Regions from separate parts of the Mus musculus genome. Here all the other regions are linked to region 1. Evidence: chromatin loops called from intact Hi-C (ENCODE). Cell type or tissue: heart. All regions are shown on one strand. Each heading gives the region's core, and the rest is flanking DNA. Links, peaks and the distances in the headings are about the cores only. Region 1 has its middle 49 kb from the start of Sf3b1. Region 2 overlaps Ankrd44 (ankyrin repeat domain 44). Region 3 holds the start of Gtf3c3 (general transcription factor IIIC, polypeptide 3).

Evidence for each region. A loop is a pair of places that touch in the nucleus more often than their neighbours do. Peaks named below come from ENCODE experiments on the same cell type or tissue, not always from the same donor. Only the 100,000 strongest peaks of a DNase experiment are listed, where the experiment ranks them.
Region 2: a loop joins it to region 1, with 6 times the contacts of the local background. A loop is called at or near these places in 22 of 42 quality-filtered maps.
Region 3: it touches region 1 in a loop (3.0-fold over the local background); 5 of 42 quality-filtered maps call a loop at or near these places.

Annotation. Positions count from the first base shown.
Region 1 is chr1:54,973,518-54,983,734 of GRCm38, reverse strand. No RefSeq gene overlaps it. Among named protein-coding and RNA genes, the nearest start is that of Sf3b1, 49 kb to the left of the region's middle. In heart, for the core only: a CTCF peak has its summit at 4,292; no DNase peak of the experiment used is centred there.
Region 2 is chr1:54,831,729-54,841,945 of GRCm38, reverse strand. The region is part of intron 1 of Ankrd44 (ankyrin repeat domain 44); the gene reads left to right. Among named protein-coding and RNA genes, the nearest start is that of Ankrd44, 90 kb to the left of the region's middle. In heart, for the core only: a CTCF peak has its summit at 9,019 (motif pointing left); DNase peaks (open chromatin) are centred at 4,095 and 6,085.
Region 3 is chr1:54,434,452-54,444,668 of GRCm38, reverse strand. It overlaps Gtf3c3 (general transcription factor IIIC, polypeptide 3), which reads left to right and starts at 5,643. Exons shown (of 18, transcript NM_001033194.3): 1 at 5,643-5,856; 2 at 6,726-6,837. The coding sequence starts at 5,755. Gm34066 (predicted gene, 34066) reads left to right here. Exons shown (of 6, transcript NM_001378419.1): 6 at 1,107-2,097. In heart, for the core only: no CTCF peak of the experiment used is centred there; a DNase peak (open chromatin) is centred at 5,688; H3K4me3 peaks cover 1,318 bases; H3K27ac peaks cover 922 bases; H3K27me3 peaks cover 990 bases.

The DNA.
Region 1 (10,217 bases), core at 1,063-9,062:
GTAACAGCACAACTTAGTGAAAGATTTCCTGGAAATAACTCAATCCTTGTGTGCACAATAAAGCACAAAGTAAAAGATCAGACAGGATAGTGCCAAGGTCACTTAGCTATTAACCATGTTTGCTCCCAAGTTCTGTTTCCCATCCTTTGAAAGAACAACCCTGTGTGCTTCGTTCCCCTAGTGCTTGTCTTCCTAGAGGGAGCTACTGAGTTGAGCATGACTTGCTGAGGAGTTAGTTAGCTTTGCCAGGCAGTCATGATTCATAGGCCTGAAGGAGCAGTGGCATATTTAGTGTTCATATTAGGAAATCTGGAGATTTGTTAGTAGTGTTTTGGATGTCGTGACCTGTTGGATATACACTTTGTTTTAGTCTGACTGCTAAGTTTAGGCAGGGTTTTATCTGTGGTGCTGAGGATGGAACCTAGGACCTCAGGCATGCTGCAGGGATCCTACCACAGACCCTCAGGCACGGGAAGGACGTGCTTAAAGAGATTAACCGAGTGCCTTTAGGGCTAGGGTTTCATCTGAAGTGTTATTCTGGAAACTGCTGGCGGGGGTGGGTGGGGGTAGTATCTGCAAATGGTAAATCGTTCATTCTTTGTGTATCATTACCACCTCTCTGCCACAAGCTAAAAATTGACAATAGTTTCCATGTAAAGTCAATAATAGTGTAATTCCCCAAAGGTGGCTTCCTGTAGTGAAGGGAGACCAGGCTGGGTCAGTGGGGGTTGAGAGAGGTAAAGCAGATCATTCCATTTGTTAAAGTTGTTTCGAGAACTTGGTACATGTGTGTAATGGTTTAATAACTCAGCCCCAATCTCTTCCCCTCCGGTTTCTCCTTTATCTGTCCTGCCACTTCCCCTTTCCAGCTTGAAGTGCTCTTTCTTGAAACAAGCAAACAACCCCACTGAGTCCACATAGTGCTGCTCAGACATGCATAGGTAAAGAACCTTCTACGGGAACATGCAAGGGAAGAGAACAGGGTGCTACCACAGTACAGGCTCACTCACTGCTTTTGGTGTTAGTCCTGGGTTTAGAACCTGGTATGCCAACTGTTGGTTGTGTGACCTTGGACAACTTCATCTCAGTTTTTTTTTTGTTTGTTTGTTTGGTTGGTTTTTTTTGGTTTTTCAAGACAGGGTTTCTCTGTATAGCTCTGGCTGTCCTGGAACTCACTCTGTAGACCAGACTGGCCTCGAACTCAGAAACCCGCCTGCCTCTGCCTCCCAAGTGCTGGGATTAAAGGTGTGCACCACCACACCCAGCACCCATCTCAGTTTTTCAATTCATAGAATGGACATAATATTTTTTTCCTCAGTAAGTGGCAATCTTAAGTGGAGAGGTACTGAGATAGTGTTATACATATCCCGGCATCCTGCTATAATCTTATTTTTTATTCTATTTATTGTTTCTATTGTGATGAAGGAGACTTTATGGTTTGAGGAGAGACCACTTTGAAAAAGCCAAAGAGGTCATCATAGTTAGGATCTTTATGCTTAAAGGAAACATTTTAAAAAACTATTTTATAAGCAGCAGCATGGCTTCCATACGATTAATGCTTGTACTGGCTGGTTTTGTGTGCCAATTTGACACAGGCTGGAGTTATCACAGAGAAAGGAGCTTCAGTTGGGGAAATGCCTCCATGAGATCCAGCTGTGGGTCATTTTCTCAATTAGTGATGCAGGGAGGGCCCCTTGTGGGTGGTACCATCTCTGGGCTGGTAGTTTTTGGTTCTATAAGAGAGCAGGCTGAGCAAGCCAGGGGAAGCAAGCCAGTAAAGAACATCCCTCCATGGCTTCTGCATCAGCTCCTGCTCTCTGACCTGCTTGAGTTCCAGTCCTGACTTTTATAGTGATGAACAGTTTGGAGGTGTAAGCTTGAATAAACCCTTTCCTCCCCAACTTGGTTCTTGGTCATGATGTTTTGTCCAGGAATAGAAACCCTGACTAAGACAAATTGGTATCAGCATAGTGAGGAATTCCTGTGCAAACCTGATCATGTTTTGGGGAGGGCCGTGGAAGGGCTTTGGACTTTGGAATGGGCTAGAAGGTCCATCCAGTGTTAAGAGCTCTGTGGGATATTGTGTAGGAGCTTGGAAGATAATGTTGAGAACAGTGCAGAAGATGAAGATGGAGGTCTGGCTTGTGAAGATCCAGAGGGAAGATTAAAGACTCTTATCAGGGCTGTTGCTATTTGATTGTTAAGATTTTGTGGTTCTGGTTAGCTGAGGCTGAAGAATCAGCTGTGATTAACCAGAACCACTAAAGTGAAACCTTTGCATTACTGAGACTATTGATGCTGGTTAGCTGGAGCTAAGAAATTAGCGGTGATTAAGAAGAGACCAGCATCATTGAGCTGACATCTTCTGGGAAGTGTTTTCTGAGAGCACAAAGAAGCTGTGTTCCAGAAATAGCCAAGGTTGTACTCCTGCTGCAGCAGGACTTGGTAATGTGTAAGAGTCACCCAGGTAGTACTGGTTTTGAAGGCATGAAGGGGTCATGCAGAGCAGCTGAGGCTCGGCACTGTGAGAGGCCATGGAAGGCCATTGGTGAAAGTGCAGCCTCAGTTGCAATTGATGGCCCAGGACTGAAGGGGTCATGGAGTGTTTTGGAGATGCCAGTACCATGAGATGACCACCAAGAACAGCAGCCACAGTGGAGTACATGCAGCTGGAGCCTAGAAGACAATGTGTGTGCTACAAAGGGCAGGGCTGGAGACATGACCTAAGCTCTTGGAGGAGCCCAGATTGTGAGTTGGATTCCAGAATTGGATGGTTGGTGTCTGCTTTTGGTTGTGACTGTGCCCTGATATTTTTCCCTCTTGAAGAAAGTAATTTAGTGGAGCCCACAGTTAAGAGACTTCTAATTTTAAAAAGACTTTGGATTTTAAAAGATATTTTAAAGGGATGGGACTTTTAATATGCAAGACTGTGGGACTTATAATGTTATTTAGATCTTGGGAATGAATACGAAAGTAAGGGTTGAGGCCTAATAGTGATGTGTTTGTGAAGTTGACAAGGGGTCAGTTTTACTGGCTGGTTTTGTGTGTCAACTTGACACGGGCTGGAGTTATCACAGAAAAAAGGAGCTTCAGTTGGGGAAATGCCTCCATGAGATCCAGCTGCAAGGCATTTTCTCAATTAGTGATCAAGCAGGGAGGGCCCCTTGTGGGTGGTACCATCGCTGGGCTGGTAGTCTTTGGTTCTATAAGAAAGCAAGCTTAGCAAGTCAGTAAAAAAAAAAAAAAATCCTTCCATGGCCTCTGCATCAGCTCCTGCTTCTTGACCTGATTGAGTTTCAGTCCTGACTTCCTTTAGTAATGAACAGTGTTTTGGAGGTGTAAGCTGAATAAACCCTTTCTTCCCCAACTTGGTTCTTGGTCATGATGTTTTGTTCAGGAATAGATACCTTGACTAAGACAATGCTTTGTAATTTATGAACAAATATCCATTGCTTATTTACTTTTCACAGCGGCCTTCGGAAGTAGACATTTATTCCTGCTGTCTGGAGGAGAAAGGGCTCTGGGAGGTTGGGAAGCGGCATGTAGTCAGCTGGCACTGGCTTGACTCCTAGCTGATATCACCAATGGATACATTTAGTATGCCAGGATTTTAAGTGCTGAAATTGAGTTTTGGTCTTAGTCTTGTAGAATAGTTATTTTAAAAATACCCAACCCAGGGACTGAAACAGTGACCTCATGTATGACCACACATGCTCTGTTTTGAGATGAGGTTTTACCAGGTAGCCCCAACTGACTTCAAACTGGAAATCCTTCTGCCTCAGTCCTCTAGCACTGGCATTATAGGTGTGCACTACCATGCCCAACTCAGTTCCTCTCTTGCTGTTACCTGAACTGGCTGCCCTGCCTTGGCATATGCCAAGGTTCATGGGTCCTCTTCACCTGACTGGCTCCTGCCAGTTCTTTGACAACAAGCTTCTTTGACTGTGTGGTCCAGCCTTTTAAGATATGGCAGCACCCACGATCCATACTGCCCCTCACTCTGCACTCAGGTTTCTCTTCACTCAGGTGGACTGTGTATATCAACAGAGCATGGAGGACTCCCTGCTTATCCTCCTGTCCATGGCACCTGTGCCAAGGGACTCAATCTGAAAGCTGACCCCTGAATTATTTCAAGACAGATTGTTGATGCCAAGAACTGTGCAAGAAATTAGAAGCATGAGAGTGGGCAGACATATTTTCAAGCAAACAACTCTTTGGTGGTAACTCACAAGGGGTGAAAGTTCACTGTGAAGAGCTTTGTTCAAAACATTCTGATTTCTGTAGTATACTTAGTTTCTGAAAGGGGGCAGCAAAGCCCAGGAAAACAGACTTCCCACTTTGAGTAATTTGAAAAGAGAACAGTCCTAGAAATCTGACAAGCCTTATGGATGAATAAAGGCTGCTAGGAAGGGTATATTTTTATTAAATGAATATTTACAATTACTTGATGTATGTTTTAAAAGACAAAGGCTGTTTAAAATAATGTAAACAAGCATTTCTCTCATTTATTACAAAAGTATTTTAAAATTGAGTGCTTTTTTTTTTTGCCACCATTTGACCATAATTTATAAACCTTCAAACTCAAACAGTAACTGGTAATATTCTGTGCCTAGAGCCAATGTGACTGAAGCCCTCAAGAACCACACAACAAGTCGGGCAGTGGTGTTGCACGCCTTTAATCCCAGCACTTGGGAGGCAGAGGCAGGCGGATTTCTGAGTTTGAGGTCAGCCTAGTCTACAGAGTGAGTTCCAGGACAGTTAGGGCTACACAGAGAAACCCTGTCTCGAAAAACAAAACAAAACAAGAACAGACAACATCACACACCTTTTAGGCGAGGGAGCCCGGATTCACACGTGAGCTGTTTGGCTCCAAGAGCTGATGTTTTTTGTTTTTTTCCCCAACATTTCACTCTGCTTCTTTCAGGATAAAGGTCCCCTTTTTGCTGTATATTGATTTAAAAATTAAAAATATTTATTTGTATTTTACATGGATGAGTATTTTGGCAGCAGGTATGATGTATATGCTGTGTAGTCAGGAGGAAGGCAGTGAGAGAGAGAGAGAGACAGACAAAACCTGCCTATTTCCTACAAGCAAGTAATCAAAGGATGCATTTTTAAATTTTGATTTAATAGTTTTTGAGGATACAAGGGAATACAGATTTTGCCAGAAGCACATGAGGGTTTCTTCCTGCAGTTCAGAACTGATATAGTTTAAGAGGAGAGGTAGAGAGCCAGTTGGTAGATCCAGCAAACATTAAGCTCCACAGAAGAGAGAAGTTAGGGAGAATGAGTGAGCAGATGCCTTAAAGATCTATAAAAATCTTGCCAGGACAATTTATCTTTGAACGTGGACTACTCATGGGATTCTTGGGATTTCTTTGCCTAATATGACAAAAAATAAAGCCTGGAAATAGGCTTATATAGTAAGTAGCGGGAATTTAATTGAAGTTACTTACAGAGAAATAAAAATATTGAGGCATTGGATCTTTAAAAATTAGATCAGGCTGGAGAGGTGGCTTAGCGGTTAAGAGCACTGACTGCTCTTCTGAAGATCCTGAGTTCAAATCCCAGCAACTACATGGTGGCTCACAACCATCTGTAACAAGAACTGATGCCTTCTTCTGGTGTATCTGAAAATAGCTACAGTGTATTTACATATAATAAATAAATAAATCTTAAAAAAAAAAAAAGCCAGGCAATGGTGGCACACTCCTTTAATCCCAGCACTTGGGAGGCAGTGCAGGCGGATTTCTGAGTTTGAGGCCAGCCTGGTCTACAGAGTGAGTTCCAGGACAGCCAGGTCTACACAAAGAAACCCTGTCTCAAAACAACAACAAAATTAGATCAAAGGCAGGGGGTAGGTCGCCTAGCCTATCTCAGACAGTAGAAATTTAGGCCTTGAGAATTATATAAGAGAGAGCCTGAAAACAGGTTTATATGTTAAGTAGACAGAGATATTAAATAAGTAATGCAGGCCTTGATCTCACGAAGGGCAGGGCAGGAGAAAGCAGAACACAGTCTCATCAGTTAATATTTGCTTAGATTGCTTTATTTACTTTGAATTGTTTTATTTATCAGAATGAGTGTGGTTATGAGTTTGGTGGTTATATTAAAATTCCTCTGGAAGAGAGGTCAAACTAAACATTTCATGATTTCTGGGTACTGGACCAAGGACTCGTGATGTTGAGAGTCTCTGAATTCGTGTTGACAGGATAGGAGAAGAGACTGGTGGACTCCATCCAGAGTCATATATATCAGGAGTCCTCCTGAAGAACTAGAAAAGTTTGAGAAACTCAAACAGGACAGGTAGAGATTCTTTGTGCCATCCTTTACATGACAACGAATGAAGACTTCTTATAATTGGTTATTGATAAAATCAACTCATAAAAAAGACAGCTATCCTTCACCTGCTCAAACAAGGAGTAGAATTTCATCCTTAACTGATTTGTGCACCCTGCACAATCTGCATGAAAATCTTTTTATTCTTTAAAAAATTATGTATTTGTTTGTTTATTTAATGTATGTGAGTACACTGTTGCTGTCATCAGACACACAAGAAGAGGGCATTGGATCCCATTTCAGATGGTTGTGAACCACCATGTGGTTGCTGGGAATTGAACTCAGGATCTCTGGAAGAGCAGTCAATGCTTTTTTAACTGCTGAGCCATCTCTCCAGCCCCCATATGAAAATTTTAATGGTACTAAAATTTTGGTTGTAAACACCATACATTGCAGAATGTACAGCTCTGACAAGACTCCTCTGCTGGGATGCTGAACCGACCTGCTGTGTCCTTGTTTCCAGAACAGCTTTAGGATCGCTGCTGATTCTAGGTCACCTCCCCTCATCCGACCTTTCAGACAGACTCGGTCAGAACTTCAGTCAAGTTCTGAACCTTCCAAATATGCAGAGACGGGATAACATGCTAAAGCTAGCTTTCTTAAGTCTAACCAGTTTTCTAGTTTTCCTACTCCTCTTAACCCCTTTAGAGAATTTCTCATTGCTCATATTCAGCAGGAAGTAGCTACGAAGAGTTGTTAGCCCAATTCCCTGGGTTTGGATGTCTGGTAATGGTTATTTTACAAATGATAGATAGGTTGTCGTTTTGAGGGATAATTTAGAAATGGTCATAATTTTGAACAGGGAGGAAATAGATGGGATGGATTACTAAATTTTATTCTTGAATAAAGCATTGTGTAGCCATAATCTTAATTGATAGAGATCTTTATAATTGATACAAATTGAAGTTATAATTTCTTACATTGGTACAGAATTTATATTGATACAGATTTAAGTTTTTCATTGGTGTGCATTTCTTATATTGGTACAAAATTTGAGATTAATATTGTTACTCTTAGGCATTGTGCCTATGCAACTCATTTAAGAATACAATGCTTAGACTCAGTCCTTCTAATAGCTGCTATTACAAACTGTTTAGGATGATTCAGTAATACAAGTTAAGAACCAGATAGTAAACTTATAGTTATGTTGGATTCTAATTTCAATAGAATAAAGTACTTTCAACTGACTCAAATATAAATGGCTAAGAGTAGCTGAGGTTTAAAAGTTCAAAATACTTTACATAGTCTTCAGAAACATCAGAAATCCACAGAATGTGACATTTAATGCTATTTCATTATTAAGAATCCTTTGACAATGAGACATATCTGTTCTGGACAGTTTCCCTTTTCCCCTTTAAGAAGATTTGAGCATATTTATCTCCATGTGAGGTTGCTTATTGTGGCAAGGTAGCCACAATAAAAATTGCTTATATCATCTGCAGACAAAATACTTCCCAGGAAAAGGACACACTATGTAGAATAGTTGATTGATAGCTCTGCCTATACAGGGTAAGCAGTCCTTCATAATTCTGCTTTACAAAGGTCTACCAGATGGTTCTGGTCCAAAAGGCTGAAGACAGATGCTCCAACATTATAAGAATTTAGGGGCTGTATAGATAGTCAGCTGTCTCTATAATTTTTTAAGTTTTTGAAGCCATGCTTGTTGCTTCCTACATACCCAGGTAATATTTAATTTGTTCTCAGATTTCTGAAGAGATTGAAGACTAGTTATAGTCTCATAATCAAGCTAAAGTTATTTAACATTGAGAGGGACATTATAGAGTGGAAGACATGTTTTTCAGATGGTGTTACAGGCTAAAATCTAAACATAATCTAGGGGTAGAAACATACTTCTTTAAGTTAGGAATGATGGAAAAGTACTTTATCTAGTTGACAGACATGATAGACTGGATGTTAATTGTATATCATACTTTGTATTTTATTGGACAGAAAAGATGAGATGTAGGGGGTGGTTCTGATGCTAAGGTCTTGTTCCCCACTGGTTCTTGATTGATCAATAAAGATGCCAGGGGCCAATTGCTGGGTGGAAGGAAAGAGGCTGGACTTCTGGGTCCCCGCAGGCAGGCTAAGGGATGCGGGAAGAGGAAGGGAGATTTTGCCATGCTTCAGAGGGAGAAAAGGTGTCTAGCTATGTGAGGTCTTAGGTGGAGCAGCCATAGGCCACTTCCTCAGGCAGGAGATTGGAAACACAACTAAAGCTGAGGACAGTTTTGGGTTGCTGAATAAGGAGAAGGTAACTGAGCAACTAAAGTTGAGGACAGATTAGGGTGCTGAACTAAGAGTATTGAGAAGGGCACACAAGCTGAGAGAAATTAGTAGCGCCCAGCAATTGAGCCAATAAGGCAGGTTGAAAAATAAGCTAATGTGTGTGTTTTATCTGTGGATCTGAGGGAATCTGGGCGGAGATGGTAGTGTGGTCCACCTGGAGCTTAAAGTGGGGTAGCAAAAATTGCACACTACAAGATGGTGCTCCAAATAGACATTTTAAACCATCAGTGAAAACCTCCAGTGCTAGGAATGGGTTATATCTTGTTGGGTTGATGGCTAGAAGGGTCCCATAGAAGTCACCAAACATTATTGGCTATTGTGAAGGCTATTGCTTCACCCTCTACACCTGATGGAAAGGTCATCCTGCTAAGGACAACACTTACTTATGTCACTGAACATGGAGAAATAGAGCTTGTACCCAACCAGAAGCGTGGCCTCTCCTGACTGATGTTTATGGTTCTGGAAGCACTTTGCATAGCACGAGAGGAGAAAATCAGTCATCAGTGCCACCCAGCTACAAACTCTGCCACCTTGTCTTAGAGGTCTATTGTTGTGAAGAGACACCATGACCATGGACGCTCTTATAAAGGAAAACATTTCATTGGGACTGGCTGACAGTTTAGAGGTTTGGTCCATTATTATCATGGCAGGAAGCATGGGATCTCAGAGGCAGACATGGTGGTAGAGAGGAGCTGAGAGTTCTACATTTGGATCTGCAAGCAGCAGATAAAGAGAGAGAGAGAGATACTGGGCTTGGCTTGAACATTTAAACCCCAAAGCCTATCTTTAGTGACACACTTCCCAACAAGGCCATACCCACTCAAACAAGGCCATACCTCCCAATAGTGTCACTCCTTGGTGACCAAACATTCAAATCTATAAGTCTATGGGGGCCATTACTATTTAAACCAACACCATTATTCAACTACAAACCCTGCCATCTACAACAGTGACCTGCCTGCAGTATATACTGGTGCAGTGTGGTACAGATGTTATGAGAGTAACCAACCACTTTTTGATTGGATTTAAGCTACTCTGTGAGAGGGAACATATAGCTGACATTGCTAAAGTGGTCAAGAATCTGAGACTAGATGGACCCTAGGGAAAAACCTATTACTATTTTTTTATTTTAAAAAATTATAATCATACCACTTCCATCCTCCCTGTCAGAAATCTTAAAATTTCATGCAGTTCTTGGCATTATTTCATGTCCTGTTGGAAAGTCCATGTACATATTTTGAAAAGTTTTCAATTATCAGCTTCAGAGTTTCAGGTCTCATATGAAAGTTTTTGATCCGTTTTAAACTGACTTTTGTGTGGGGTGAGATATCGCAGTCCAGCTTCATTCTTCTACCTGCGAACATCCAGTTTTTCTAGTACCATTACTGAAACGGCTGCCTTTCCTTCAATGTTTGTTGAAACCTTTCAACAAACCTTTCAACCTTTGCCAGGCAGCTGTTGCCATGTTGGCTCCTTTCTGGGTTTAGTGTTTTTGTTTTGCCCATTCTGTTTTTGTATTAATACCATTGTTACTGTGGTTCTGTGTAGTCTCCCCTCCCCCAGCCTTAGGGTTCCACTGTTTACACCTG
Region 2 (10,217 bases), core at 1,418-9,417, 140 kb after region 1:
GGAGCATCGCACAGCTAGCAACTGGCTTTCCCCAGCAAAGAGGATCACAGCTCTACTACACTCCTCCAGCAACCTCCTGCTGGTGCCTGGGCTGGCTGCTGCAGAGAGCCCTGCACTCTGCCCAGTCAGTGAGAGTCTTTAGGCAGCTCCAATGGAGTGGGCTGCTCAGACCAATCTAAAGGTGTGGAGAGCACATGTACCCTTTAGATTGCAGACTGGTCACAGAGACCCTGTTTCCTTGCATAGTTGAGGAATACCCATCCCTGAGAGCTCTCTCCTAAACTGGTACTGTCATCTTCTCCCTTGTGTCACATTTCTCTTAGCTTTTACACAATCTACTACGAGGCTTATTATTTGGAAAAAAAAACAACTCTTTTTTTTAAATTAATAAGCATTCTATTAATTTTTATTAGGTATTTTCTTTATTTACATTTCAAATGTTATTCCCTTTCCTAGTTTCCCCTCTGAAAACTCCCTATCCCTTGCCCTCCTCCCCCTGCTCCCCAACACACCCACTCTTGCTTCCTGGCCCTGACAGTCTCCTATACTGGGGCATAGAACGTTCACAGGACCAAGGGCCCCTCCTCCCATTGATGACTGACTAGGCCATCCTCTGCTACATGTGTAGCTAGGGCCATGAGTCCCACCGTGTGTTTTCTTTGGTTGGTGCTCTGGGGGTACTGGTTAGTTCATATTGTTGTTCCTCCTAGGGGGCTGCAAACCCCTTCAGCTCCTTGGGTTCTTTCTCTAGCTCCTTCATTGGGGACCCTGTGCTCCATCCAATGGATGGCTGTGAGCATCCACTTCTGTATTTTTCAGGCACTGGCAGAGCCTCTCAGGAGACAGCTATATCTAAGACAGGGTCTCGTGTAGCTCAGGCTGGACTTTAACTTATCTATTAGCTGAGGATAACTTTGAACTCCCAATCCTTTGCCTTTACTTTCCAAGTGCTGAGATTATAGGTATGTGCTACACCATGCCTGGCTCTACAGTTCTTCTTTTTCTTTTTCTTTTTTTTCTTCTTTTCTTTTTCATGAAACACTTTGTTTTTATGTGCATGCACCTGCTTACATGTATGTGCACAATGTTCATACAGTGTCCATGGATGCCAGAGAAGGGTGTTGGTTCCCTTGGAGCTGGAGGTATAGACAACTGTGAACTGTGTGATGAAGGAGCTGAGAATCAAATGTGGGTCCTCTATAAGATCTGCAGTTCTCACTGAGGTGCCTCTCCAGCCCCCCAAACTCAACTCTCAAGTCACCCTCCCCCTGCAAAAACAGATTACAGCTTGCCAATTCTACAGAAGAGAGTCCAAATGTAATAGGCAGCTTTATCCTCAGCTTCTGTGATCTTACCCCACTGACTTCTTTCCCTCCATCCATTCACCCATGTTCACCATGGAGAAAACTGTTCCTTCTACTCACACCCTTCAAAGCGTGAAGGTGCTTGCTCTCTTTCCACTGACACCCCATCTTTTTAAACCCTCACCAACCTCCAGTCCTTAATTCAAAGGCTGCATCTTCCAGAGGGCCAGACACAGTTTCTCTCTCATTCATGTTACATATGCTGTGTGCTTCCTGTTACGTGTTAGAGCTCTCAAGGGAAGGATGGCAAGTTTCATATGCTTAGTAAATCACTGTGGACCAGGACTGAGTGTGGTTGTCAGAATGCACTTGAGTCATGTTTTGAAAACATCCCTTATCAGTACCTGGGTGGATTGTAGTTAGAGAAATAAAGTAAATATGAACGGGGCCACTGTCTTTGAAAGGAAGTCAGATAGGCCTATCTGCTTCTGTAAGAGTTCCCATTTCCCATACCAACTGCTTTCCAGCCCCACAGGCTCCTCTCTCTTCCTGCTGTCTTATCATTTCCCTTAGACATCTGTCAATGAAGGCCCTTGCTATGATTTTGTTTGGAGAAGCCAAAGATGCTTCCCAGAAGACTGTAGTCTTAGATTCAGGCTCTTAGTGATGTTCCTGGCGTTGTGGGTAGCAGGGCATCTTCTAGTCATTGCAGGCAGAGGTGATTCAGGCTTGATTTGAGTGTCAGCACACCAAGGCAACTGACAGCAGTTTGCACAGTCCCTAGTCCTCCATTTGTAGAGACATAGTGAGAGCTGAACTGTCATATCTTCCTTCTACAAAATGCTAATGGAGATCAAAGAGGAATCCACAGACAAGGAGGACAGGGCTCAGGAGGAGCTCATGTAAGCTGTGGAAAGGGATGCTTGTGTAAACATTGGCTTGCTGCTACTTTCGAAGAACTCAGACTATAATAGATTTCAGACAAGCTCAGTTTGGAGTTTTCCAGAATCATGAGTGACTTAGTTTGACTAAGTGAGTCTATGTTGTTCAATGGTAGTCCACTCCTTCCCCAGTCAGCAAGATTCATTAGGTCCTAAGGAATGGCTTTTGTATCTACATGGTGATCTTGTATTTAATGCAACTTAAATTGCCTTATTCATCTTCTGACTTCTGAGGCTGCTGCAATTATAACTGCTTAAGTGGCCACCATGAGAAAAGCATGCCATGATAATAGGTCATTTTTTGGCATACATTTTTTATAAAGGAGGAATTTAAAACATATTATCCCTTATGATAAGGGAGAGGTGTATTAGCTATTAACAAAAGTCACATTTTATACCCTACAATTGAAAACTGCTTTATGTCTCTGAACAAAGACATTTTGCTGAGTGTTGAAAAAAAGCCATCGTTAAGGTTTTCCCCACCACAAAGATCTCCAAAATGGCTTGTATTGATTAACATCATTAAACCACCATATTTGAGCTGGGCGGTGGTGGCGCATGCCTTTACTCCCAGCACTTGTGAGGCAGAGGCAGAGGCAGCTGGATTTCTGAGTTCGAGGCCAGCCTGGTCTACAAAGTGAGTTCCAGGACAGCCAGGGATATACAGAGAAACCCTGTCTCGAAAAACCAAAAAAAAAAAAAAAAGAAACCCACCATATTTGAAATGTGATTTGATATGCTGTAAGGTACAGTTGTAGAAAGAATGTAAGCAAAACAGCTAGGAAATAAAGCCTCTAGACAAATTGGTAAAACAGGAACTTAAAGAATGATTTATATGTTCTGTTTGTTTCACTAAGAATATTCTGATTTACATATTCTGTCCACAGTGTTCTCTTGGTTCCACTGTGTTCTTACTCAAATAGGTTGTTAAACATTACATTTATTTGTGTGTATGCACCCATATGCACAAGTGCGCCGTGGTGTATACACGAAGGTCAGAGGATGGCTAACTCAGGGCAGTTCTCCCCTTCCGTCAAGTGGGCTCCAGGGGCGGAACTCAGAGCATCAGGCTTCTTGGCAAGGGCCTTTATCTGTGGAGCCATCTCCCTTGTCCCGGTTCTCTTTAAAAGTTCTCTCCCCAACACTATTTAATTAACTTAGCTAGGGTTTAGATTAGATCTCCAGCCATTTGAAACTAGACAGAGTTTTAAAAAAAAAAGATCTGTGTTGTTGGCAGCAGATCCTGATGGAAATATGGAGCCTGGCAAAGCGTGTCTGCCGTGTTTTGTTTTCCGTTTCTCTTTATGGATATGGCCTATTTTTGAAATGTTATGATTTCGATTCAGTGCTCAAGTGTCAAGCCTGACAAAACAGAGCTTACACATGCAGAGGTTCTGTGTGTGGGGTGGGATGGGATGGGAGTGTTCCAGAGCTAAAGGAAGTAACCTCGATTTCACCTGGAAACATTCACGTCTTGGGGCAGGAACTCTGGGCTATCTATAAAGAGAGAAGGAAAGTAGCCAAGATACTGAGCCAAACTTGCATCCAGGAACAGAGCAGGCATTAAAGAGTTGAAAAGAGTGTCCGTAGTTTCCACCGCATCCCTGTAGGTCATTCTTGGCGAACCTGTCACAAGGCAGACCAGAAAACGCCTTCCTGCGGTAGCTTAAATTGTGACAATCGTCTTCCCACTGGGTCTCCAGCTCCAGGGTCTCCTCCTCCAGCACACAAGTTGTGGCCAGAGCACACGCTTGCGAAAGCTCCATGCCTTTCTCTTGCTCAAGACCTGAGTTCCTGTTTGTCCGAAGATTAGGTTAGAACTCCTTTTGCTGGCTCAGTGCTTCTCCCGGCCAGCCACTTACTCTTCCACCCAATTCCTTTGAGAGCTCTATTCTTAGCCCACCCGTCACAGACCTCACCTTACAGCCTGCTCTCCAGCTTTTTGGTGACACATATCCTCAAAAGTCTCCCTTCCTCTATTTTGTTTTCTGACATTGTGTTTCAGTGTTAGCTTTTAAAGAGTAGTCATATCAGGTTTGGTGGTAGTGGATACATGCCTTTAATCCCAGCATTCGGGAGGCAGGGGCAGGGGCAGGGGCAGGCAGATCTCTGTGAGTTTGAGGCTAGCCTGGTCTACAGAACTAGTTCTAGGATAGCCAAGGCTACACAAATAAACCTTGTCTCACACTACCCCCACAAAAAAGAAATAAAATCTGTACTACTGTGTAGTGTGACTATCCATGCATCATAGAGACTGTATCCTCCATTTGGTAATGCTTTGTAGGCTACTAGGTATTTAGTATTTGGGCACAGTGGCTCACACCCATAATCATAGTATGTAAGAGTTCTATTGAGAGCAGTAGGCCAACCTGGGTTACATAGTAAGTTCTAGACCAGCCTGAGTTATATGTAGCAAGGTCTTGTCTCAAAAAACAAATTAACACCCCCAAGCAAAAATAAAAGTAAAACAAGATGGGAGTATGTAGAAACTGAGGCTGGATTGGTCTTAGGCTATCATAGCTATTACGTCATTCATGCCTCATTTGCGTGGCCTGTGAGAGAAGCCTCTGACTGGGCAGCATTAGGAGATCATAAATCTTTCGATTCAGTTCTCACTCGCAGATAAACTGTTTGACTCTTCAGAGGTCCAAACAGGGAGGTCATTTCCTCTGTAACCAAGAGATCACCAAAGGCGGCCTAACTACACGTTTGTTTGCTAACCTTCAGCAGTAAGATCAGTTCCCAGTTCTATCAAGCAGGGATAAATAAATACACAGCACATTTCAAAGTCAGCATATGTTAAATCTATAAAAGAATGGGCCCACCATTTTCATGCATGTATGTAATATTCTTTGCTCATAATCATCTGTGCACTATGACACAGCTTGGTCAAAGAGAGGTGGTGTATTTTGTTAGTAAGTTTCTATTATGTGGCTTTTTGAGTTAGAGTTCATACAGAAGAGCTGTGTGATATTCTTGAGGTTTTTCCAGTGCAGCTGAGATGAATTCAGGCTGTTGGATTTCTGCTCTCTCCTAGCAGGGGCAGCCCTTCTGCCTCAGAGCTGCTGTTGCATGGATTAGGGCCCTAATCTGATGGTTGTCCTACAGTTGTATTATTTTACTTAATAATAATAATAATAGTATATCATAATAACATTATATATTATATGAAATGTAGAGTATATTAATAACATAATATATAACATTACATATAAATGTGTACAATAAAATTCTTATCATTGTGTGTGTGTATGTATATATGTGCATGGAAATCAGAGAACAGCTTTGGGAGTCCTTCAGTCACGGATTCCAGGGATTAAACTCAAATTCAGGTCTTCTGGCTTGCCTGGCAAGCCTTTTTACCCACTCAGCCATCTCACTAGCTCTTACTCTACAGTCTTAGAGGAAATCTATTCATCCAGTTTGTAGGATGGTCACAAGGAAACTCACTGTAAAAACATTTGAGCTTTTTACCTCCAAATCAGAAAGGACCCTTGACTTCATGGCGGGAACACTAGGCCTCTGGCCTTGTATGCAGTTGTCGAGTGTGTCTTGTAAAATGGCTACTATTAGCTCATCTTAGAGATGAGGAGACTCTGCTTGGGAGACTCCCAGTCAACTGGCTTTACAGCAGCAGTCTCCCTACTGTGGTAAAAGAGCAATCATCGGTCAGGAAAATCAGTCTTGCCTCAGGGTTCAGTTTAACTGATCTGTGGTTTCAACATTTCTTTTTGCCCAGCTTCTCCTTTCATGTTCTTCAGTAGCTAGTAGGAGAGTTGACGTATCTGGACTTCATGTTATCTTGGGCTGTCTGTCCTCTGGGGAAGATGAGTGTCCTTAGAGAGCAGAGCAGAGTGGAGGAGCATCAGGAGAGCAGAGGAGCAGCAAAGCATGTGACTGTCCCCCAGCTTGGGACTTGGTCCTCAGAACCCACTGCCGAGCCGCTGCCTCTGTGTTGTTTCCATTTTGAAGAGGTTAGGTGATAATTTACCCAGTTTCTGATTAAACATGCTTCATTTTTCATTCTACTTAAGTAGAGGACTTCTTACTATAACTTGGGATTTTATGTATTTTCTTTTTCTTTCTGGTAAATACCTGGAAATATTATAAACACTGACTTTGTAACATGTGCCATAGAAACTCTTTCTCTCCACATTCCCTCCCTCCCTTCTTTCCTTCCTTCCTGTGTGGTTCATGTGTGTGGGTTCACATTTATATGTGTGTCTGTGTGTGTGCATATGTGTGTATGTTTGCGCATATGTATATGTGTATGTGCATGTGTGTATAAGTGTGTATGTGTGTGCACATGTGGGTGTATGTGCCTATGTGTGTGTATGTGTGTATGTGTTTATGTGTGTACGAGGGCATAGACTAAAGGATGATGTTGGTACCATTCCTCAAGCACTGTCTCTCCCCCTCTTTTTTTTTTTTTTTTTTTTCCAGAAACAGGGTCTTGGAGCTCTCTGAGTAGATGAGGCAGGCTAAGCTCTGGCCTAAGCACTGGGGTGACAATGGTGACTCATCAGGACTTGCTTTTTTTTTCTTTCTTTCTTTTACAAATGTGGGTTCTGATGATGAAGTTATCCTTTTACTGAGTCCAGCCTTTCCTAATTAATTAATTATTAATTAAGAGATGGGTACTTGCTGCTTTCCACACTGATCTGAAACTCATGATCTTCTCCTCCCACCTCCCTGCATAACCCAAGTACCGGGTTCCCAGTGTGAGCCACCACACCCAGCTGAGAGCCGTTTTCAAACGCTGACTGCCTCACTCCATAATTACGAATTATGCTCATAAGGACTGAGTGTATTCCGTCTGGGTCTTACAGTACTTAGGGAGACAGCTTTGATTTTCATGATCATCATCATCTTATGATGGGGGGAGCTCCCCAGGTAAGATGATCTACAGTCGGGAAGCACTCAACAGAGCCCATATCTGGACATCCCATATCTGGACATCCCATATCTGGACATCCCATATCTGGACATCCCATATCTGGACATCACATATCTGGGCATCCCATATCTGGACATCACATATCTGGACATCCCATATCTGGACATCCCATATCTGGACATCCCATATCTGGACATCCCATATCTGGACATCCCATATCTGGACATCCCATATCTGGACATCCCATATCTGGACATCCCATATCTGGACATCCCATATCTGGACATCCCATATCTGGACATCCCATATCTGGACATCCCATATCTGGGCCTGCTGGTGAGAACACTGCACGTTCTGTTCATTAAACCAAGTGACTTGAGCAAATTTTATTATCCCTTTGCAAAAATGCAAGCTCTGCCCGTTTCTTAGTGAAGTGTTCCAGGTTACTCACATAAGCTGGTGGTTTTATGTGGCCAGAGTATTGGTGTGTCAGCGATTAGGTACCAATACCATGCCCCCATCCTTCCTCGGTGATGCCCTGTGCCCAGAATGCTCAAGCATAGGCAGATGTTTAGGAATACCAATGCTAGTGGCTATTGATTGATCCCAGCATCCTTTCCTGATCGGAATACAAGATGCTCGCTTTTTTACATTTGAGGTCTTTAGCCACAGGATCTCATCAGAGAAAGGCAGGCAGCACACCAGGGATGTGGAGCACAATGCTAGGGCAACTTCTAGATGTGTTTGGATTTATTACCCCTGGCTTGGTCTTGGTCTCAGGGAGCCCCTCTCCCCTGCTTCTCATCCAAAGGCTGCTTAGATTGAAAAAAGCTTGCAGCTAACCACAGGAAGGCCACGTGGGCTCAGCAGAAGTCTAATTAGTGGTTTCCATAGAGCACATGAATTTTGTTGTCGTTATATTGATTAGACCCTCATGCATGCTAGGTTAATAATCTACCAAGGAGATACGCCCCTAGACTCAAGCTTATCAGTTTGTTTCCCCCCCCCTGCCAGCTGCTCTGACTGAACCCAGAATGAAGCACCTTCTCCAGCCCCGGACTTTGTTCTTAATTGGATGGCAGAATTGAGAGAAGGATTGAATTGTGTTTTTTTTTTGTTGTTGTTGTTGTTTCTATGTTGATGTGTGGTGCATGTATGTGCTCATGTTTGTATGTGTGGAGGCAAGTGCCTGTGGAGGACAGAGGTCGATGTCCAGTGATTTCCTTATCACTCTCCACCTCATTATTTTCATTTTGTTATGAAGCCCTGGCTGTCTGAGAACTCACTATGCAGACCAGGTTGACCTTGAACTCACAGAGCTGTGCTATCACACTGGCCTCCACCTTATTTTTTGAGGAAGGGTTTCTCACTGGGCATGGACCTCCTCCATTGAGCTAGGTGGGCTGGCCAGTGGCTTGGTGGATCTCCCCGTCTCTGTGCCCCGCCTCCAGCACTGTGCCTGTTTTTCATGAGTGCTGGAGATCTGAACTCGGGTCCTCGTGCCTGTGTGGCATCGACTTTACCAATTGAGTTATCCCTTTGTTCTCTAATTGTGTTTTCAAATGATGAAAATGACACTCTCAAACCTAGGATTTATCCATATGGTCTCTTCCTAGTTCCGGAAACAATGGGCCCTCATGGCTCAGTAGAAAAGTGGGGTTTAAACAATACTGTTTGATCTTTTTCTTTCATTTACTTTACCTTTTTTTTTTTTTTTGGTGTGTTCATGGTTGTGTGTGTGTGTGTTTGTGTGTGTGTGTGTATGTGTGTCTGCTTCTCTCTAAGAACTTTCTTAAAGCTGAAGTGGACCATTTAATTCCCTTCCTTCCCTTTATATACCACCTGTACATTGATAGGATAACAAATTACTATCTTGCGCCCCCTAGTGGAATTATAGCCCTACTTCATATTTGGGAATAATGTCTCACAGGTCTTACTTTTGAAAATGAAATTTCCTCCCTCCCTCCCTCCCTCCCTCCCTCCCTCCCTCCCTCCCTCCCTCCCTCCCTCCCTCCCTCCCTCTGTCCCTCCCTGGTTTGTTTCCCAAAGCTGAGAATTAAAAAGAACAATTCTTCTGTACTAGGATGAAAGGGCTGTGAGAAGGAGAAGTGGCTTTCTGCTGAGTCTTTATTTTTTTGTGTATGTTTGCTACAGAACTCACAATGGCTATCAAATACAAGGAGCCCTCTGCTCCTCTCTGCTCTCCATACAGGCCATGTGTCATCAGCCTGTCTGCCAGTCACCTCTAAATGTGTCTGTCCTCCCTTCCAGGAAAGATGGGAGTGGATGGAAGTGGGAACAAGTCCCCATCCAAATACCCTGCCCCGACCCCTTATGCCACTGGGAAGCCAGACTGGGAATGGCAGCTGCCTTCTGGGTCACTCAGGGGATGGTGCTAGTATTCACGGCCTGTGCAAGCATTGCCAGGGTGTAGCTGCTGAGGTGCAAAGCAAATCCTAGTAATATAAGTTGAAGTAACTGCTGCATCACTGAAAATACTCTCTTTCTCCCGTTATGGTTTTTTCACAATTTTGACTCTTGAGAGTGAGTTCACCAAATCCTGCACTGCACAGCCTTACATTGCCTATATTTGGACTAAGGTATTTGGAGTTTTTAAAAGAATACAATAGTGTCTCCTTACCTGCAGGGTATGTATCCCTAGCACCCCAGTGAGGGCCTGAAACCACGGATTGTACCACACCCAGTGTGTACGACGCTTTCTTTTAATCATGTGTGTTTGTACTTCTTTATGACCACACTTGATTTATAGATTAACAGTAATGATCAGTAATCAAATACAGCAATTATGCTGTAATAAAATGACCACCACCACTACTGCTACGTTTTGGGGACATTGATAAATAAGGGACACTTGAACATAGCGACAGATGATCTGATTGCTGAGGTAGCACCGAGACTCGCGGGCAGGTAGTGTGTTCTCATCCTAGGCAGGATAGAGCAAGGTGGCACAACATTTTGTGATGCTTTTTAGAATGATGCATAATGTAAAAGAAGAAAAATGTTTATTTTTGGAATCTTCCATTTAATATTTTTGAACTGAAGTTGACAGCCCCT
Region 3 (10,217 bases), core at 2,218-10,217, 540 kb after region 1:
TGGCTCGGGCATTTCATAGTCCGTTTTTTAAAAGAAACCATAGTAATGATATTGAAGAACTGCTTTCTAGAGAAAAGTACCTTAAAATCACAAAATTGTCACTCTTAGGAAAATTTTTAAATTAATGAAATACCACATACTCTTATTTATATTTTTTTCCAGACCTTGTCCTATAGTTTAAGTTATATGGAAAATTATATGTAAAGAAACATGTTAAACTGATCACTTAGAATAAATGGGAAGGTTAAATGACTGCTAGTTCTTTTGGGGGGAAAAAGGGTTGTGCATGTCTTTCACCTTGAACTTTCTCACCTAGAAAAACAATATTAGCAAAGATGACATTTTCCTTATAGGGAAACATTTAAGATGTATTTATAGTTAAGATTTAAATTTCTTTTTATTTTTTTGCATTTTTATGAAATCGATGGGTATGGTTTTAGAAGCAGCAGGTATGTTACATCAAAAACATTATGATTCTGACTTGTTTAGTTGAACAATAAAGGCATGGGATTATAATCAAATCGTTCATTTTCCCACTCTTCCAAAGAGACATGGATTTCTTGTGAGTTAGCAGCCATTGTTCTGTACTGCTTTTGTGAAAAGCTTTCCATTATTAATTTTCTTAAATGTGATGACAGAAAGTGATGATTATTCGAAAAAGGTGGAATTTTATTCTAGAAAGGTGGAATATGTGCTAGAATGCTGCTCTAAAGTGAGAAAATAAAACAGAACAGGGGCACCAAGGAGCTTCCCTGACTTTTTCATGCAGAGGCTCTAGGGTGTGACGCGAGACAAAGATCATGATTGTAATGCGCATGCTCGGTGGGATGCGGCTACACCACTTCCCTATGGTTTTCTGGCTCATAGGAAACCTCAGAGAAACAAGATAAATACTTGCACAAGGAAGAATCTAAGGGCAGGAGACAAAGCATTCAGAAAGAACTCAGCTTCATAGAGGAAACAGCTTCTGGTGTAGGGTGTTTCTGAACAATGAGCGCTTTGGTTATTTCTGGTGGGTTTTTTTTTGGGGGGTGGGGGTGGGTGTCTTCGTGTTCTCAAATGTTCTTTATTGCCCTGCACTGCAATGCTCTCTTGCTTTTTTTCAGATGACCATGTTAAAGCTGCAGTAGAGCTTTCCAAGAGAAAATTCAACCAGTGCTGAAGTCTCGTGTGTGTTTTCCCTTCCATATTAGTCAGTTTATACTTATTTTGCTCTGCATTCCCAGATTTTACGTGTAAACAGCTGAACCTTTGGAACACATGATACTGACATGTATATTTCAGTATTTTTCTCTTTTATGACCGTAACTATTGAGTGGGAGGTTGCATGTATTTGAAGGAGTTACAAAAATACCACAGGTGAAATGAAATGATAATTTTCCTAATTAGATATTTTATTGAAGATCGTCCTTTATATTCATTATCTATTATCGAGCAACACTTTTATTTAAACAAGATACGTTTACTTGTTACTATAGTATATTGTATGGAATAATAGAGATTCTGACCTGTTTGCTACAGTGTATCATATGTAATAGGGATTCAGGCTTAGGATTTGTTTTTCCTCTTTTTCTCCTAAAAAGATAATGCAGCCCTACATTTAGCATGTACTACTGAAATCTCCCCTGCTAGTCTTGTACTGAATGAGGGCAGTGGATACCCACAAAGAGTTGAACTAGAAAACAAAGAGATTCTAGTTGCTTCAAGGTCTCTGGGAGATGCTTGTATGCTGTGTTCAAAGGTAAAACATTGTCCCATGTCAAATATCCCAGCTTAACACCAATCTTACCTTAAATACAAGTCACCCAACAAGGAACAGTAGCAAAGGGTGAAGTCCCCACTCTTCCAACAAAGCCACTCTCTTTGTCATAGCTCATACCAAGCCCTTCCAATTCCCATAATTTCATTTGACTTAGCTACATTTTCTGTTTATATTTTTACAAATATTGGCAATGTTTTCTCTGTGATTCAAACAAGAAACATTGTACTAAAATTCACACAGCACTGTTGTGGTATTATAAGTCAAATCAGCTTACTGTAGATTTTTGTAGAGTCAAGTTGATGCTGAATATGAAGAATAAAATACTTGTGTGAGAAGCTCTGCATTTGGCTTAGTGTGTTTTATTGCAGGCAGACACATAGGTACCTGTCTCTGGAGGGCTGGTTGGTGTCTGTGAGCAGAAACCATTATGTGATTCCTTTGCTGTTCTCTAGAACCTAGCACAATGTCTGTCATGGAGCAAATGTTCAATTGAATACTTGTCAAATTCAAGTGTATCTTCCATCCTTCACACAATGCTAAACATAAACTAAAGCAAAAGACACTTTAGTTAACAAGATTGTTATCTACCATTCAAAAATATTAGTAATTGTGAATGAGATAGTCCTAGTTGATGTAACAGCTTATTCAGGTAGATGGCTGGGTGAGAGGTTCCTCACTACCATGGAGTTCCTAAGTGGAGCTAGAGACTTGTTTTTTTCTTTCTCAGCATTGCTTCTAATCTAGGTGAGTGTTTATTAATTTCAAAGTCTTTGAAACTTACGGGTACCCATGGGGGACTTTTAGCTACAAGCTTGTAAGTCACAGGGCAGAGGTATGTTTCCTTTGGCTTAAAAATTTCTCCCCAGGGTATCTGTGAGTCTCATACTGGTTTAGTTTCATAAATGTATGGTCCTGGCAGTGCGAGAAGGCTGTTTTCACAAGATATGACTGTTTGTACACTTGTTCCTCAGACACTGCAGTTTGAACATCCTTCAACTCCACTCTATCATTTTGCTAACCAGAACCTCTCCACACACATTTCTAAAGCCCACGGGGAAGAGAACAAGTGCGCAGGAGGCTCAGAGTTGAAGTGTTTCCTCTAATGGAAGCAAATGTACTTTAAGAGCCACAGACTGTCAAGAGTCCCTTGGTGCTGCTCTATATAGGTCTTCGGCAGCCTTCCCACCCTTTGAACCTTGTCAGTGAGAATTCTATTTCCAAGATGTGGCCTGTTGTCCTGTGTTCTGAATCTAGTGCAGCCAAGGGTTTCTGAGAGCACTGAGATTTTATTCTACTTCTATTCTATTCTATTCTATTCTACCCTTCTAAATTTTCATCAGTCCTTGCAGGCCATGAGATTCCAGATCAGAGACAACTGTCCACTGACTCAGGTGTGGCAGGAAACATGACTCATACTCCCACTGGGTTCTCAGTCATGATTTACTGAAGGAGGCATTCGAACATGGACCCACGGGTGTTGGACACTCTCCTCTTATTATGAGATTGCCAGGGGAAACAGATCCAACAGGCCTTAGAGGGAAATAGTATCTTTATTATAGAGATTAGAAAACAAATCTAGGCCAGCTGCCCACCCATTGAACCCTGTGCTCAAGAGGAAGAGGCAGGTGACTCTCTGAAAGTTCAAGACCAGCCTGGTTTACATAGTAAGTTCCAGGGCAGTCAGGATGGGAGAGAGAGAGAGAGAGAGAGAGAGAGAGAGAGAGAGAGAGAGAGAGAGAGAGAGAGAGAGAGAGAGAGAAACCCTATCTCAAAAAAGAAAAGAGAAGTCATGCTTCCTTGTCCTATAATGAGAAATCTGCTTTCATGTTTTTTGATTTACAAAGATGAAATTCAGGAGAAAAGGACTCGCAAGCTTCCAGAAGAACTTTCTAGAAGAGTGAGAGACTCATGGAAAAATGGTTGCCCCAGGAGCATCACAAGTCTTCCTGAACAGAGTCACCTCTCTGTACTCTTTTAATTCAGTTGTCATGGCATAAGTTAGATCTTCTGCTTCCTTAGCCTTTCCATGTTGAGACTCAAAAATTAGTCTGAAAGACCAAAATGTTTCTTCTTAGTATTTTCATCATTGCTGTATCAATTTGGCTTCATCTCAAGGTAATATGGCTGTCTGACTCACCAATGGACGAATCATTGCAAGGAACTAGAAAATGAAGAACCCCTTAAAATTTAAGACATTCTGCTGTATTCTGACCTAAGAAAGAAAAGAAAAAGAACCCCCCCCAAAAACCCCCAAATTCCTCCCATGTCTGGGAGATGATCTTTAGCAGAACATATCTCCTCCCACCCCTGTTCACAAACCCCTTTCTCTTTACTTTGTATCTGCATCTGTTGGCTTGTTATTCTCATTTTCCCAGGAGCCAACAGTAACAGAAACCAGCCTAAACATTTGGGTCTCAGCAGAGTGTTTTCCTTTCCAGATAGCCATACTCACTTTCTCTTTCCCGCTTTGAGTGAGTCTGGAAACAGACATAGAGTCTTCCGCACAGTTCCCCAACTCCCTGAAGACTTCAGGGGAGTAATCCTCATAGTTGTTTCTGGGGATAACATCAACACACTCCGTCTGCTCATGTATGTTTTCACGCCTGTGTAAGATCCCTCCTCAGGAGAAACGCAGTGACTGAGATAGTTTTCTGCTATCTGGTAGTCCTGCTCTTGCAGGTCTTGACCTCTGATTCTGCAACCCTGCTACAGATCTCCTTAGCTTGGATTATCATAAAGATGATCAAAGATAGACTCTCGTCTTTGGACCCAGGACTATGCTGAGCTCAACTTTGCCCAAAGTTCCAAAGGCTCTTGTAGTTTCATCTAACTTTACTCACAAATGTGTTTTGAATACATGTTATTAGGTTAGTCAGGTTTATAATAATGACACATAAACTAATGTCTTTGATGTTTATAGGTAATGTCTCTAGAAAAAGAAATAGTTATAATACAAGATAAAATGCAAATCACAAGAGCTCCTAGGAGTTGAAAATAATCTCTCTCTCTCTCTCTCTCCCTCTCTCTCTCTCTCTCTCTCTCTCTCACTCACTCACTTTGACCCCTCTCTTCCATCTCTCTCCCCTCAAGTCCCACCTCAAGTCTTTCCACTTCAGGTGTTGCCCTTTTTCATGTTACAAGTGTTCTATTACCCTCCCCACACCTCTCCCTTTTTTTCCTCTCATAGGTTCCTAAGGATTATTTTGAGAGATGTATGTAACAGATATACAGTAGACGCCCTATGGGAAGAGTTAGAATCCCTTTAAAAGTTTGAGAGCAGCCGAGCGTGGTGGGGCACGCCTTTAATCCCAGCACTCGGGAGGCAGAGGCAGGCGGATTTCTGAGTTCGAGGCCAGCCTGGTCTACAAAGTGAGTTCCAGGACAGCCAGGGCTACACAGAGAAACCCTGTCTCGAAAAACAAAAAACAAAACAAAACAACAACAAAAAAGTTTATGAATACTTGGGACATAAAAGTTGATTGACATTAGAGATAGAAACCCAGGCAAACGCTCTGCCACTGTGCTGCATCCCCAGATCAAAAGTCTCCTGTAGAGATGGTTCAGTGGTTAAGAACACTGACTGCTCTTCCGGAGGTCCTAAGTACAATTCCCAGCAACCACATTGTGGCTCACAGCCATCTGTAATGGGATCTGATGCCTTCTTCTGGTGTGTCTGAAGACAGTGTACTCCTATACATAAAATAAGCAAGCAAGCAAACAAACAAACTAATACATACATCTTTAAAAAAAAAAAAGGCTCCTCTAGCTGGTAGTTTAAGGGAGTCTGGCGCTTGAAAGATGCATTTGGACACTCCCTTGCCTGTGGGAAGAGGCCTGGGGCCTAGAGCGCAGGCGGAACCAGAGTGCGCGGCCGCGGCGCAGGCCGGGAAGGTTTCTAGGGCGGACGCTGGTCCGGTCTCTCCTAGGCGTCCTACAGAGCCTGGGAGTGCTGCAGCTTCCCTGGCCCGCTGCGCAGCGTCGGCCCTGCAGACATGTCGGGGTTCAGCCCGGAACTTATCGACTACCTGGAAGGGAAAATCTCCTTTGAAGAGTTCGAAAGGCGGAGAGAAGAGAGAAAAACCCGAGAGAAGAAAGTGAGCCGCTGGGCCCCCGGTGCTCCTCGGTCTTGTTTTCCCCGAAACCGAGTCGTGGGTTGCCCAGGGTGGGCCCGGGATCCAGCAGCTTTCACCTCTTCCAAAATTTCCGATTTTCACTCCCACCCGAGTACTCAGAGCCTCTAAAGACATCTCCCCACCCGAAAGCCAGCCTTGGTGGGCGCTAACCTCCCCCGACCCCCTAATACCTGTTAAGTCGATGAGCCAGACAGGGTGATCTGATTAGTTCTAAACCTATCTTGCAACTAGGTTGTGACGGTGGTGGGAACCAGGCCTTTTGTTTTTGTGGTCTGTATAGGGGTCTTGGGGATCAAACTTCAGGGCCTCCAGCCTGCTGGACAAAGCTCCCCATCGCAAAGCTACATGCACCCCTGGTGCGCCTATTTTTGAGGAGTCTCCGTGTAATTTTTTTTCTTAGACATAAAAGTAAACCTAACTAACCAGATAGTGAGGATATCTGTTACTTTTTCAAATTTTAATAAAGATCTGAACTTTAAATAGTTTCTCATTTGTTTGAAGGCCAAGGGACCAACATAAAGATCTCTTGACCCTTTTGAAGTTAGCTAATGATTTCTTTCTTGACTCATAGACTTCTATGAACCCTATGGTTTATTTAAAGTCTTAGATTGATGACATTAAAATATTTAAAATCATTCCACTTGTATTTGCAAATGACTTACATAAACTAAAGACTTAAGTACATTGGAACACTTTGAAACTATTCAAATTTAGATTCCACGTATCATAGGGGAGGGTCAACTTTTATAAAGATAAGGCAAATGCCCTATTCAAGGCTGAGAGAATTAAATCTGAATTAGTTTTTGGAACTGTTTAATTCCCAATCACAGAGTGTTCAGGAAAAAGGAAAATCATCACCCAAAGAAAACCCAGATGACTCCGAAGTTCCATCCTCATCAGGAATTGACTCTGCCAAATCCCAGGACAAAGACGCCAATGAAGGTATGTTACTGCTGGCTTTAAATGAGCACTTAAGTAAAATGATTTGATAAAAACACTATTTGCTTTTTACTTTTTATTGCTTTTATGTTTATTGTAATAACATTCTATTTTTGTTTGTTGGTTTGTTTTTCATGACAGGCTTTTTCTGTGTAGCCCTGGCTGTCCTGGAACTCACTCTGTAGACCAGGCTGGCCTCGAACTCAGAAATTCTGCCTCTGCCTCCCAAGTGCTGGGATTAAAGGTGTGTGCCACCACTGCCTGGCTCAGTATTCTATTTTTATCACCTGGTTTATCAGTGTTTGCTACAAAGTAGCATAATATTTATTTTTTTAAAAAAAAAATCATTGTACAAGCATAATGGTTGTTTAGGGTTTCTTTATTTTCATTTTCTAAATTGGCCTTCTCTCTTTTTTTTTTAGATTTATTTATTTATTTTATGTATATGAGTACACTATAGCTGTACAGATGGTTGTGAGCCTTCATGTGGTTGTTGGGAATTGAATTTTAGGACCTCTGCTAGCTCTGGTTGGCCCCGTGGCCCAAAGACTTATATATTATTATATATAAGTACAGTGTAGCTGACTTCAGATGCGCCAGAAGAGGGCGTCAGGTCTCATTACGGGTGGTTGTGAGCCACCATGTGGTTGCTGGGATTTGAACACAGGACCTTTGGAAGAACAGTCAGTGCTCTTACCTGCTGAGCCATCAGTGGGTTGGCCTTTTCAATGGGATACTTCTTCCAAGCTGTACCAAGTTATTCTACTATACAGACTTAGCTAGGTGGATGGGGCTTCACACACATCATAGGTCTCATTCTAGCAGACAGACTGATGCTTTTAGTCAAGATATACACTAGAGGCACCTAGGAAGGATCTTTTGGGCAGTAGGCATGTCTGTGGGGCATTTTCTTGATTGCTGTGGGAGGGCCCAGTAGTCCAGCCTACTGTGGGTGTTGCCACTTCTGGCCAGGTGGTCCTTGGTTGTCTAAGGAAACAGTCCTAGCAAACTTTGGAAACCAAGCCAGTGAGCAATGTTCCTCCATAGTCTCGGCTCCAGTTCCTACCTCCAGCTTCCTGCCTTGAGCTCTTGCCTTGGCTTCCCTGGCTGATGGACTGTAACCTTTAACCTAAATATGCCTTTTGTTTCTTAAGTTGGTTTTGGTTTCCATTTTGTCATAGCAACAGAAAGAAAATCAGAACACAGACCTTATCATATCCAGATATTATACTTGGTTAGTACATTCCAACTGATTAAACCCATTACACCCTAAATGAGCATCTCAATGAATATACATATTTATCAGTTTCCAGTAATTATATATTTTTCTTACCAGAATGCTCATCCTTACCATATCCATTTGCCCATATCAAACTACTTAAGATGCTGGTGTCAATTAGAACATAGCTCCATGTTTGGGAGCCTGGCTGGAGAGCTAAACTGAACTCTACTCTTGTTCCTGAGTTGGTGGATCATGTTGGAAGCAGAGGCAAGGAGACAGGGTTGAGCTTAGAATCTTTCAGGGAAGTGGGGCAGAAAAGGGGCTAAAGAAGTTCTGACAGCCTGTGAGTCCTTGCTTATCTGCTCAGGAGAAAGAGAGCTCTTCAATAAACAGTCTCTGGGGTTCAGTTATTACAGCAGTATTGTGGGGTGACTGCCAGCCTTATTGTTTAAGCCATGGGGAAAAATGGGGGCGGGGTGTTATAGGATAGGTTGAGTTCATTTCTGGTGCATGAGAACTGGCTGGCCTCAGCTAAAATTATCCCATCAGTCCTTTAGAGGCAAGATGTTCCCCGTTCCTTAGGAAGGATTGTCCTGGAACTCTTTGGAGCTACTTGGTAGTCTAAGCATGCACTCAGAATAGAAGAAAAGTCAGTTTTGTACATCTGGCAGAATCTACAAATTGGAAAGATGAGATCTCTGGAATTATGTTTTTTTCTTCCTTGCTGTTCCTAAATGCCAATTCTTAAGGTTGCTTTCTACTTACCCCACAGCCTAGGCCTTTTAATGTTCTTTGCAGTTCATTATTGCTATACATAAAACTGTTCTGTGATCCCAGCTACTAGGGAGGCTCTGACAGATGGATCCCAGGTTCAAGACCATTCTGAGTTCAAGGCCAGCCTTAGTGAGATTCTGTCTCAAAAAGAAAAGGGGAGCTGAGGATATGACAGTTTAGAGTCTTATCTAGTATAATGTGTCCAGGACCCTAGGTTTAGTTTCTTACAACTTACATAACTTTTTAAAAGCCTGTATCTAATTACTTTGCCAAATAACTGTTTATTCTGACAATTTGTATGTAGAAATCTTTTGGATTATATATAATATGATAATGTCTTCTATGACTAATGATAATTTTGTTTCCTTTCTTATGTGTTTGTGTGTGTGTGTACCTGTGTGGAGACCAGAAATAGACATTGCGTATTTTCCTTTATCACACTCTAGCTTGTTTTTTGAGACAGGGTTTCTCACTATCTTAGTTGCTATTCTGTTGTTGTGAAGCGACACCATGACCACAGAAACTTGTATAAAAGGAAAGCATTTAATTGGAGGCTCTTCTTCTTCTTCTTTTCTTTTCTTTTCTTTTCTTTTCTTTTCTTTTCTTTTCTTTTCTTTTCTTTTCTTTTCTTTTCTTTCTTTCTTTCTTTCTTTCTTTCTTTCTTTCTTTCTTTCACAGTTTCAAAGCTTAGTCTATTATCACCATGGCTGGGAGCATGGTGGCATGCAGGCTTGGTGCTGGAGAAGTAGCTGACCCTTAAGCAGAGAGAGGAGAGAGAGAGGGGAGAGAGAGAGAGGAGAGAGAGAGGGGAGAGAGAGGGGAGAGAGGGGAGAGAGAGAGAGAGAGAGAGAGAGAGAGAGAGAGAGAGAGAGAGAGAGAGAAGAGCACGAGTACATGTGCATGCCTGAGCCTGGGTGGGCTTTTGAAACGTCAAAGCCCACTCCCAGTGACACTTCCTCCAATGAGGCCATACTTCTTAATTCTTCTCAAATAGTGATGCTTCTTGGTGGTAAATATTTGAGCCTATGGAGGCCATTCTTATTCAGTCTTATTCACTGAACCTGGAGCTCAGCAGTTGGCTGTATCAGTTGGTCAGCAAGCTCCCAGGATCCTCCTGGTTTTAGCTTCACATCTCTTAGGTTTCAGTTAGAGATCACCATACCACTAAGTAAAAACAAAACAAAACCCTTTCTGCTTTTACCTGTTTCTGTATCTGCTTTTGATTTTTCTCTTTATTTTGCTTGTATATCTGGATGAGGTGCAGGAGGTGAATCAGCCATCCCTGCAGAATAAAAGACATGGCTTTGCAACAGCTTTCTTTCCTTCTCTTCTCTTCTCTTCTCTTCTCTTCTCTTCTCTTCTCTTCTCTTCTCTTCTCTTCTCTTCT